2 separate regions of the Homo sapiens genome follow, and region 1 is linked to region 2. A link is a contact called in ENCODE Hi-C or POLR2A ChIA-PET data. All regions are on one chromosome and are shown on one strand. Each heading gives the region's core, a stretch centred on a gene start or an enhancer-like site at or near the end of the contact. The rest is flanking DNA. Distances are from core to core; before and after follow the strand shown.

What was found. A loop is a pair of places that touch in the nucleus more often than their neighbours do. ChIA-PET counts read pairs that join two places held with the same protein, here RNA polymerase II (POLR2A). Pooled maps may share reads with other maps.
Region 1: a loop to region 2 is called in a pooled map, with 4 times the contacts of the local background. The contact joins two enhancer-like sites. A Hi-C loop is called at or near these places in 5 of 50 pooled maps. POLR2A ChIA-PET finds 5 or more read pairs at or near these places in 5 of 52 experiments (A549, AG04450, WTC11 and 2 more).

Annotation. Positions count from the first base shown.
Region 1 is chr19:40,816,379-40,822,637 of GRCh38, reverse strand. It overlaps the pseudogene CYP2F2P. Among named protein-coding and RNA genes, the nearest start is that of EGLN2, 20 kb to the right of the region's middle. RefSeq lists an enhancer at 3,915-4,124. Within about 2 kb of position 3,902, at least 16 of the 41 ENCODE cell types and tissues checked have a DNase peak (open chromatin) inside an H3K27ac peak, as active enhancers do.
Region 2 is chr19:40,629,886-40,635,865 of GRCh38, reverse strand. No RefSeq gene overlaps it. Among named protein-coding and RNA genes, the nearest start is that of LTBP4, 32 kb to the right of the region's middle. RefSeq lists an enhancer at 4,376-4,966. Within about 2 kb of position 1,250, at least 8 of the 41 ENCODE cell types and tissues checked have a DNase peak (open chromatin) inside an H3K27ac peak, as active enhancers do.

The sequences.
Region 1 (6,259 bases), core at 2,653-5,152, 180 kb before region 2:
TTCTTTTCCCTACAGTCTCAAACTCCCGGGCTCAAGTGATCCATCCACCTCAGCCTCCCAAGTGCTGGGATTATAGGCATGAGCCACCGCGCCCGGCCAGCTCTAGCTAATTCTCACATACGCCCCAGCAGTGGCGCCCAGCGCTGGGAGGCTTTGACTAGACCCCTCCCCACATACGGACACACCTCTTCCCAGCCTGGTTTGATACCCTCCACCCCACTTCCCCCTTCCCCTCCAGCCCACGTGCAGGAGGAGATCAACCTTGTGGTGGGACACGTGCGGCTGCCAGCGCTGAAGGACCGCGCGGCCATGCCTTACACAGACATGGTGATCCACGAGGTGCAGCGCTTTGCAGACATCATCCCCATGAACTTGCCGCACCGCATCACTAGGGACACGGCCTTTCACGGCTTCCTGATACCCAAGGTGCGCTAGGCCTGGCAAACGACATCAGGCAACCTAAGAGGAGGCATCCCAGGCTCTTGCAGCTCGCAAGCAGTATCCCAGGCACTAGCAATCAACACCCCAGGCCTTAGCAACTGGCATCCCAAGCCCTAGCTACAGACATCTCAGACCCTTAAATCCAGAAGCTCAGGCCTTTGCCAGGACCCCATCTCATATCATACTGGACTAGACCCCTTCACCGTGACAAATCCCCTTCCTAGAACCCCTCCCTGGAAGCCCTGGGGTGTGGAACTTCATCTGGAGGATCCCTGGGCCTAAACGCTATTCTCAGGGACCCCTCCTTTTCCCCAGAAACCCCACATCTGCTCCCACAAAGGGTGGGGGTTTCCCACATCCCTGCCAAAGTCCCCAATAATACAGCATATAGCACCCATCACTTGGAACCCTAGACACCCACACATATTTCCTTGGCCCCCGATTGAGTCCTATACCCACCTATACCCACCCCTTATCAAGTCCCCAGGACACCCAGCCCAATACAATGGAAAGGAGTTTGGGAGCCTCCCAGCCCTCCTACACTGCTAAGTCCACCTCCTCACCCACACAGGGCACCGATGTCATCACCCTCCTTAACACCGTCCACTACGACCCCAGCCAGTTCCTGACGCCCCAGGAGTTCAACCCCGAGCATTTTTTGGATGCCAATCAGTCCTTCAAGAAGAGTCCAGCCTTCATGCCCTTCTCAGCTGGTGAGGGCAGGAATCAGAGTCTTTCTGGCCCAATTTCTACCTACATTCCTCATCCTAATTCCACTTGCCAAATCCGCTCACTCCTTCCTTCCACCCATTCTCAGCTTTGGATGCACAGAGACATTCATTCCTCCTCTCAACTCTGCTCCTATAGGCAAGTAGTGACTAAAATCCTCGTGAAGCAAGGTGGGGAGGTTGATTAATAATTTAACTTGGGACTGGGCATGGTGACTCACACCTGTAATCCCAGCACTTTGGGAGGCTGAGGTGGGTGGATCGCCTGAGGTCAGGAGTTCGAGACCAGCCTGACCAATATGGTGAAACCCTGTCTCTGCTTAAAATACAAAAATTAGCCGGGTGTGGTGGTGGGCGCCCATAGTCCCAGCTACTCCTGAGGAGAAACAGGAAAATCACTTGAACCCGGGAGCCGGAGGTTGCGGCGAGCCGAGATTGCACCATTGTACTCCAGCCTCGGCAACAAAGCGAGACTCTGTCTCAAAAAAAATAATGATAATAATTTAACAGCCAGGGGCAGTTACTCACACCTGTAATCCCAGCACTTTGGGAGATCTAGGCGGGCAGGTCACCTGAGGTCAGGAGTCCAAGATTAGCCTGACCAACATGGTGAAACCCTGTCTCTACTAAAAATACAAAACTAGCCAGGAATGCACGCCTGTAATACCAGCACTTTGGGAGGCCAAGGCGGGCAGATCAGAAGGTCAGGAGATCGAGACCATCCTAGCTAACACGATGAAACACCATCTCTACTAAAAATACAAAAAAATTAGCCGGGGATGGTGGTGGGCTCCTGTAGTCCCAGCTACTCGGGAGGCTGAGGCAGGAGAATGGCGTGAACCTGGGAGGCGGGCCTTGCAGTGAGCAGAGACCGCACCACTGCACTCCAGCCTGGGCGACAGAGTGAGACTCCATCTCAAAAAAAAAAAAAAAAGAAAAAAAATTAGGCAGGAAATGGTGGCACATGCCTGTAATCCCAGCTCCTCTGGAGGCTGAGGCAGGAGAATCACTTGAATCCAGGAGATGGAGCTTGCAGTGGGCCGAGATCGCGCCATTGCACTCCAGCCTGGGCAACAAGAGCAAAACTCCGTCTCAAAAAAATAAATAAATAATAATTATAATAATTATTATTTAACTTGGGCCAGGTTCATCGGCTCATGCCTGTAATCCCAGCACTTTGGGAGGCTGAGGTGGGAGGATCGCTTGAGGCCAGGAGTTCAAGACCAGCCTGGACAACATGGCAAGACCCTTTCTCTACTGAAAATTTTTAAATTACCTAGATGTGGTGTGGTGTGCATCTGCGGTCCCAGCTACTTGGGAGGCTGAGGTGGGATGATCACTTGAGCTCAGGAGTTTGAGGTTACAGTGAGTATGATCATGCCACTGCACCCCAGTCTGGGCGACAGAGCGAGATCCTTTCTCTAAAATAAAAAATACTGACTAGCCAAAAATAAAAAATATATAAAATGTTTAAAAGAAAAAATAATAATTGAACTTGGGAGTGGTCATTGTCTACCTCTCCACTGGGTGGCGCAGTTGAGGTGGTTCTAGGGTTTTTGTTTTGTTTTGTTTTTTGGCTTTCCTCTTTACCCTGCTGAAAAATACTTCCCTCTTTACTCAGTAGCAGGAAAAGAAAAAACAACTGGCATAATAATAGGTAACTTACCATATTGCCTACTGTGCGTCAAGTGCTGCCTCTACAAGAGCCCAGCTAAGAGCTTATGTTTTCCGCTGGGAATGTGCAGCCCAGATTCCAGCAGGGTTTGCATCCCATCTGTCACCCCCTAGCTGTGTTGCCTTGGGTATGTTACTTCACTTCTCTGTACCTCAATGTCCACATCTATAAAATGGAGATAATACTAAGGCCTGCCTCTTGGAGTTGTTAGAATTAATTGTGATGTAATGCTTAGAGTAGGGCATGGCCCATGGTGAGCTACTTACAGCCTCACTGCTTTCCCTGTGTTTACCATTCACAGCAGCCTCATGAGGCACTATTACTATCCCTCCTTTTATTTTTCTTTCTGAGACAGGGTCTTGCTCTCACCCAGGCTGGAGGGCAGTGGCACGATCATGGCTCACTGCAGCCTTGATCTCCTGGGCTCAAGTGATCCCCTCGCCTCAGCCTCCCAAGCAGCTGGGACTGCAGGCATGTGCCACCTTGCACATTTTTTTTTAAATTTTTTATAGAGATGGGATCTTGCTGTGTTGCCCAGGCTGCTCTCAAACTCCTGGGCTCAAGAGATCCTCTTGCCTCGGCCTCCGAAAGTGCTGGGATTACAGGCCTAAGCCAGCGCGCCCAGTCTTCATATCCCCATTTTAAATACCCAGAAAGTGTGGTTTGTCCAGGATCACAAAACTAGTAGTGACAGCACCGGGATTCGAACCCAAGCAGCCCAGGTCATTCCGCTCCACAGTTTAAAGCATCTTTCCCACATCTTTACATGGGTGAATCTGTGACGTCCCCAGCTGCTGTCTTCCTTTCCTCTTATGTTTTCCTCTGGGAATGTGGGGTTGCAGCCTCTAACCTCATCTTATCTCACCACCGCTCCCCATCCTGCCACCCCTGCAGGGCACCGTCTGTGCCTGGGAGAGTCGCTGGCGCGCATGGAGCTCTTTCTGTACCTCACCGCCATCCTGCAGAGCTTTTCGCTGCAGCCGCTGGGTGCGCCCGAGGACATCGACCTGACCCCGCTCAGCTCAGGTCTTGGCAATTTGCCGCGGCCTTTCCAGCTGTGCCTGCACCCGCGCTAACGCCCCGGCCCTTCCAGATTCGCCTGTGAGCGATGAGGCCCACCCATGTGGGTTGCTACGTCCCCTTCTTGGTCCACGGTCTGCCTCCATCCCTCTGGCAGTCACGCTGTCTTCCCTGCATGCTGTGCCTGCCGCGTGCCCTTCCCCCATCCCTCCAATCTGTACCCCGTCTGCAGGGCAGAGGCAGATGTGGCATGTCTTTTTGTACCCACAGAGCTTGTTCTATGGCACGCCCTTTTCTGGGCTTTTTGTATCATTTCTTAGTACATTGTAATAGATTCAAACCAGTCTTGGCTGAATTAAAGTGAGAATGAGAGTCATTTAGGATGGGGAGAAGGGAGCTGGCTGCAGAGATGGAGACACTGGCTAGTTTTGCCCTCACCTTTAGGGTGGCTAGGGTGGGACAAATTGTATCCTGGAGACAGGCTTGAAGGTAAAGGCTGCGAGGACCTGAAGCCAGTGAGGCAGAGAAACCAAGACAGAGAAAAAGATAGCAGGACCAGGCGAAGTGGCTCACACCTGTAATCCCAGCACTTTGGGAGGCCGAGGCGGGAGGATCGCTTGAACCCAGGAGTTTGAGACCAGCCTGGACAACAGAGTGAGGCCTGACTCTACAAAAAAGTCAAAAAGTGGGGCAGGAGGATTTCTTGAGTCTGGGAGGTCGAGGCTGCAATGGACTATCATTGTGCCACTGCATTCCCGCCTGGGAGACAGGAGTGAGACCCCCCCCAAAAAAAAAAAAAGTAAGAAAGAAAAAGAAGAAGACAGCAGAGAGATATCAAGAAGAAGATGACAGCAGAGAGATATCAGAGAGAATATGCAAGAGATGCAGGGCACTGCAGAGAGATGGGGAAAGCAGGGCAAAGTGAGGCTAAGATGGAACAAGCACTGACACTAAATGACACTCCCTATTTGCACACTGTTCTGAATGCCTCATTTAAGTCTCCCTACTTTGCTCTGGTTTGTTTTGGGGGCTTTTGTTTCTTTTTTCTTTCCTTTTTTTTTTTTTTTTTGAGACAGAGTCTCGCTCTGTCACCCAGGCTGGAGTGCAGTGGTGCGATCTTGGCTCACTGCAACCTCCGCCTCCCTGGTTCACGTGATTCTCCTGCCTCAGCCTCCTGAGTAGCTGGGACTACAGGCGTGCGCCACCACGCCCGGCTAATTTTTTGTATTTTTAGTAGAAACAAGAGTTTCACCCTGTTAGCCAGGATGGTCTCAATCTCCTGACCTTGTGATCCGCCCACCTCAGCCTCCCAAAGTGCTGGAATTAGAGGCGTGAGCCACCGGCAACCGCACCTACCCTGTTTATTTCTTTTATAGCCAGGGTCTCCCTCTTGTTGCCCAGGCTGGAGTGCAATGGCACAATTCAAGGCTCACTGCAACCTTGAACTTCTGGGTTCAACTGATCCTCCTGCTTCTGCTTCAGATCACCAAATAGCTGGGACTACAGTCACCGTGCCTGGCTAACTTTTTTTTTTTTAATCTTTAGTAGAGACAGGGTCTTGCAATGTTGCCTAGGCTGGTCTTGAACTCCTGACCTAAAGCGATCCTCCCACCTCATCCCCCCAAAGCACTGGGATTACAGGCATGAGCCACCACACCTGGCCACAAAGCAGTATTACCACATTTTTACAGATGAGCAAACTGAGGCTCAGAGAGGTGAAGTGAGTTGCCCAAGATCACACAGAAACAGGCAGAGCTGGTATCTAAATTCAGACTCTGAGGCTACAGACACTGCACTTCTTTTTCTTCTTCTTCCTCTTCTTTTTTTTTTTTCCTTTTTTTAGAGACAAGCTCTCACTCTGTCTCTCAGGCTGGGATGCAATGGCATAATCACATCTCACTGCAGTTTCAGCCTCCCAGGCTCAAGCGATCCTCCCACCTTAGCCTCCTGAGTAGCTGGGACTACAGGGTGCACCACAACCACACCTGGCTAATTTACTTTTATTTTTATTTTTTGAGACAGAGTCTTGCTCTGTCACCCAGGCTGGAGTGCAGTGGCTCGATCTCAGCTCACTGCAACCTCCACCTCCTGGGTTCAAGCAATTTTCGTGCCTCAGCCTCCCGAGCAGCTGGGATTACAGGCGCCCGCTACCACACCCAGCTAATTTTTTTTTTTTTTTTTTTTTTAGTAGAGACAGGGTTTCACCATGTTGGCCAGGCTGGTCTTGAACTCTTGGCCTCAGGTGATCTGCCTACCTCAGCTTCCCAAAGTGCTGGGATTACAGGCATAAGCCACTGCACTCAGCCACTAATTTTTTTATTTTTATTTTTTGTAGAGGCAGTCTCACTATATTGCCCAGGCTGGTCTCGAACTCCTGACCTCAAGTGATCCTCCA
Region 2 (5,980 bases), core at 1-2,500:
TAGAGCCGACAGAATTTGCTGACAAATTTGATGTAAGATGCAAAGAAATGTTCTGGAGAAGGGTGAGACAGAGGTGCAGATGACGTGCGCCAGGCACCAGTCTCTCTGTTCCTCTCCCAGCGCTGCTTCCCCTCGTGTTGGCTGCATTTTCAGGCCAGCTCTTCTCCCATGTAAGAACCCAGTGTTCCAAGCCTGTGCCCTTTCAGCACAGTATGTCTAGGAAGCCCCTTCTTCAACAATCAGCAGTAGTTCCAGAGCCAATGCTCATCAGTCCAGCTTCAGGGACACACCTGTCCCTAAGCCAGTTGCAAAGGCTGAAGGGAAGGGATTCTCTCACTGGCCAGGTCTGGAGTCTTCCAGTAGGGTCAACATGTGAACCAAATGAGCTGAGAGTGAAGGAGGCAGCTCTCCCTGTGGGAGAGACAGTTAAAGTAGTGGTTTTCAAAGTGTAGAGATGGGGTTTCACCATGTTGGCCAGGCTGGTCTCGAACTCCTGACCTCAGGTGATCCGCCTGCCTTGGCCTCCCAAAGCACTGGGATTATAGGTGTGAGCTACTGCGTCTGGTCTATAGCATTTTGTTTTGTTTTATAGAGACAGCTCTTGCTCTGTCGCCCAGGTTAGTCTAGAACTCATGGCCTCATGACATCCTCCTGCCTTGGCCTCCCAAAGCCCTGCGGTTACAGGCATGAATCACTGCCTGGATGATCATAGCTTTTTTTTTTTTTTTTTTTTTGAGACAGAGTCTCACTCTGTTGCCCAGGCTGGAGTGCAGTGGTTCGATCTCAGTTCACTGTAACCTCCGCCTTCCAGGTTCAAGCTATTCTCATGCCTCAGCCTCCCGAGTAGCTGGGATTACAGGTGCCCACCACCACACCCGGTTGCTTTTTTGTACTGTTTTGTAGAGACGGGGTTTCACCATGTTGGCCAGGCTGGTCTCGAACTTCTGGCCTCAAGTGATCCACCTGCCTCGGCCTCCCAAAGTGCTAGGATTACAGGTGTGGGCCACCACGCCAAGCCTACTAGCTATTGATGATGATGATGATGATGATGATGATGATGATGATGCCAACGATGACAACGACGATGACCCCAGCCTGCAAAACCAAGGGCTGGCTAGCAAAAGCTCGGGGCTCGCTGAAGACTTTACGAGCATCGGCCACTAGGGGGCGCAGCCGGCTTGGGCTGCGCCGGCGCGCGGTGGCCATCGGGGGGCGCTGCGTTGCTTGTCTGGCGAGCGCGGTGACCGCCTGGACTACCTCCCTCTGAACATTCCAGAGGAGAACGCGTCGGTCCCGGCCAGTGCCAGAAGCCCCAACGCCAGGTCTGGGGGTTAGTGCAGGGGATGCAGGCAGGATAACAATTAGATCCATGGGGCACACCCTCCAGGCCCGGCGGCGGGCGAGATCTCAGAAGAAAGATCCCACTCCCAGGATGCTGAAATTCGATTGCAGTTTTCCAGCACTGTTGGCCAGCCCTGTCGCAATTCCTGGGACATTTATGCAGCAAGGTGGTTGTGGGGGCGGGGTGGGAATGGGATACCCACAGAAGATTCCGAGGAAGGATGAGAATACTTGGAAATTGCCTGCAACCTTTGTTTGTGTGAGTTTTTCTTCTGTGAATGAGCTTTCGACAGATTCTCAAAGGGATCTAGACGCCCAAACAGAGACTGTTCAGAGCTTTGTCTCTTTCTCCAGAAAGCCTTCCCTGATCATCTCTCAGACTGGATCAAGTGTCTCCTCTGGGCATGCATGCCCTCTGATCTTCCCCCACCGCAGCCTGACCCCTGCCTGTGCCTCCCCCATACAGCACAGGCTCTCATGTGTGGTGATGTGTCGGTGTCCCCCATGAAGGCAAGGGCCTGGGATTTCTCAGGCACCAAGATTGTCACCATTGTTGTCCAATACAGGCCTTAGATACCAAAGGAAAGACATCTAACAGACACTTGCTCTCTTACTTCTAGGCCTTCGGAAGTGCTGTCCCCTCCACCTGGAACATGGTTCTCCACCTCTTTCTCTTTTCTTTTTCTCTCTCTTTCTTTCTTTCTTTCTCTTTCTTTCTTTCTTTCTTTCTTTCTTTCTTTCTTTCTTTCTTTCTTTCTTTCTTTTCCTTCCTTCTTTCCTTCCTTCCTTCCTCTCTCTCTCTCTCTTTCTTTCTGACAGAGTCTCACTCTGTTGCCCAGGCTGGAGTGCAGCGGTGCAATCCTGGCTCACTGCAACCTCTGCCTCCCGGGTTCAAGAGATTCTCCTGCCTCAGCCTCCGGAGTAGCTGGGATTATAGGCACCTCCACCCCTTTCATCTTGCTCATTTCCCTACAGTAATCAACTCTCAGCTCCAACATCTCCTCCTCCAGGAGCCCTCCCTAACCACCCCCCAAGGCTGGGTTAAAGTTTGTGTTCCTCGAATTCACTTATTGCAAAGCAGGAAAATATTTGTTGAATGAATGACTGAGGAATTAGTGGTTGGGTCGGGTTCCCTGTATCAGCTGGAGGGTAACTTTCTGAAACGCTTTGTAGAGTCGGCGTTTTTAAAGAAGGGCTTTATTGACTTATGATTCACATACCACACAAGTCACCCATGTGTAGTGTATAATTCAATGATTTTTGGTACAGACAGTTTTGTGCAACTGTCACCCCTTTGTGGAGCCTTGAGCCACTCCTTGTCTGACACTCCTCCCCACCAAGGCCTTGTGTTAGGTGTTTCTCACTGTCCTGTTGAAGGGGATGGGGTCTGGCCTCCTCCTCCACCCTGGGAGGGAGAATTGGTAAAGAAAAAGACCTAGCCAGGCCAGGTGCCGTGGGTCATACATGTAATCCCAGCACTTTGGCAGGCCAAAGTGCAGGAGAATCACTTTAGCCCAGGAGTTTGAGATCAGCTTGTGCAACACAGTAAGGTCCCCTCTCTACAAAAAATAAAAATTAAAAAATTAGCTGAGCATGGTGGCACATGCCTGCAGTTCCAGCTAATTGAGAGGCTGAGGTGGGAGGATCACTTGAGCCTGGGAGGTTGAGGCTGCAGTGAGCCATGGTGGCACCACTGCACTCCAACCTGGGCAACAGAGCAAGACCCTATGTCAAAAAAAAAAAAGAAAGAAAGAAAGAAAGAAAAGAAAAGGAAGAAGGAAAGGAAAAGAGAAAAGAACAAGACCTTACTATCTGCCCAGCCACAGGGCTCAGCATATCCTGGGAGGCCCAGGGTTATGCCAACAATGACTGAGCCCTTGCTCTGTACCAGGTGACATTCTAAGCACATATATGACAATTCATTTAACCACCACCACCAATCCTGCAGGGTAGGCGCTCTTAGTATGATTCCCCGATGTAGCACAGGAGGCTGCTGGGCATGTGACCCCTCCTGACACTCAGCGGGTGGGCTGGAGATCAGGTCAGGAAGCAGCCTCCAATCCACAATTTATGCAATTTCAGCAGTGCCTAGAGGATTAAAACTGGAGCCTCATAGGCCAAATAGGCCCCATAGGGTACTATATTAGTCTTTTTCTGTTTGTTTTTGGTTTTTTTGAGACAGAGTCTTGCTCTGTCACCCAGGCTGGAGTGCAGTGGCCCAATCTCAGCTCACTGCAACCTCCGGCTCCTGGGTTCAAGCGATTCTCCTGCCTCAGCCTCCCGAGTAGGTAGTATTACAGGCATCCACCACCATGCTCTGCTAATTTTTGTATTTTTAGTAGAGATGGGGTTTCACCATGTTGGCCAGGCTGCTCTTGAACTCCAGACCTCAGGTGATCCACCTGTTTCAGCCTCCCAAAGTGCTGGGATTGCAGGCATGAGCCACCGTGCCCGGCCCTATTGGTCCATTCTTACTCTGCCATAAAGATACCACCCAAGACTGGGTAATTTATAAAGGAAAGAGGTTTACTTGATTCACAGTTCTGCATGGCTAGGGAGGCCTCAGAAACTTACAATCATGGCAGAAGGCAAAGGGGAAGCAGTCACCTTCTTCACAAGGCGGCAGGAGAGACAGCGAGCCAAGGGAGAAGAGCCCCTTATAAAACCATCAGATCTTGTGAGAACTCACTCACTATCACGATAACAGCATGGGGGAAACTGTCCCCATGATCCAATCACCTCCCACCAGGTCCTTCCCCGGATTACAATTCTGATTACAATTTGAGATGAGATTTGGGTGGGGACACAGCCAAACAATATCAGATAGTTATTAAAAATATACATTAAAAAAAACTTTTTTGGAGACAAGGTATGCCTTTGTCACCCAGGCTGGAATGCAGAGGCACGATCACAGCTCACTGCAGTCTCGACCTCCTGGGCTCAAGCAATCATCCCACCTCAGCCTCCCAAGTAGTTGGGACTACAGGCATGTACCATCGCACCCAGCTACTTTTTTGTAGAGATGGGGTCTCACTATGTTGCCAGGCTGGTCTCAAACTCCCGAGCTCAAGTGATCATCCTGCCTTGGCCTCCCGAAGTGCTGGGATTACAATCGTGAGCCACCCCGCCAGGCCAAAAAAAAGTATTAACAATGGGGAAAATTCCCCTTCCTAGTCTAACCAAGCCTTAGGCAGAAGGTAATGTGTGCCTCAATTTTCCCTGCTTCCTGCTAACATTCCGGTTCTGGTCTTTGCAGCATATGAGTTTGAAACCCTGGGGACACAAGAATTGACAGGTGGGTGAAGAATGACAGGTACAGTTTTGTGGGTTTTTGTTTTTGAGATGCAGTCTGGCTCTGTCGCCAGACTGGAGTGCAGTGGCGTCATCTCGGCTCACTGCAACCTCTGCCTCCTGGGTTTAAGTGATTCTCCTATCTCCGCCTCCTAAATAGCTGGGATTACAGTTGCATGCCACCATGGCGGGCTAATTTTTATATTTTTAGTTGAGACCAGGTTTCACCATGTTGGCCAGGATGGTCTTGATCTCTTGACCTCGTGATCCGCCTGCCTGGGCCTCCCAAAGCGCTGGGATTACATGTGTGAGCCATCGCGCCTGGCTGAGGTACATTTTTTTTTTTTTTCCCAGCTTGGCCCAGTGCCAAGTTGATCACCCACGATTCCCGACCCCTACTCCTGCCCTAAGTTTATGCTGATCTAGGCCGTTCTTGTTTTTTAGGGAGGAGGAGTCTGGACTAGGAACATGGCCAGTAAGCAGGCAGGGCACATGGAGGAGGTCCGTGCTGGGCACTCCACCATCACACACAGAGCTCATTCCCGCCTCCAGCTGTCAGGACTGCCGCTCCATACTCCATCCACAGCCAACTCCTAGCTGGAGCGTCAGGTCTGGGTTTGGCCCTCCAGGGACTCCTGCTCCCTGCTCTTGCCCCACTTGTTCCAGGACAGCTTAAGACTTCTAGGCCAAGCACGGTGGCTCACATCTATAATCTCAGCACTTTGGGAGGCCGAGGTGGGAGGATCACTTGAGCCCAGGAATTTGAGACCAGACTGGGCAACATAGGGAGACCTCATCTCTAAAAAATAAAAGCTGGGTGCGGTGGCTCACACCTGTAATCCCAGCACTTTGGGAGGCCAAGGTGGGTGGATCACCTGAAGCCAGGAGTTTGAGACCAGCCTGGCCAACATGGCGAAACTCCGTCTCTACTAAAAATACAAAAATTAGCCTGGGTTGTAGTGTGCACCTGTAATCCCGGCTCCTTGGGAGGCTAAGGCAGGAGAATCGCTTGAAACCGGGAGGCAGAGGTTGCAGTGGATGGAGATGGCGCCAGTGCACTCCAGCCTGGGTGACAGAGTGAGACTCCATCTCAAAAAAAAAAAAAAAAAAAAAAAAAAAATCCAGAGGCAAGATTGCTCTCGAGATGAAAGAACCAAACAAAGAGAAGGGAAAAGAGAAAGACGCATGCAGAAACAGAAATGAAAAGACAGGATGTAGAGGTTAGGCAGAGAAAACAAATCAGAAAGAGACAGAGATGAGATAGAACGACAGAGACAGAGAGAGAAGGAAGACAGAGACCAAGAGAGGCAGAGAGACAGACGAAACTAGGGGTCAGAAGGGAAGGGAA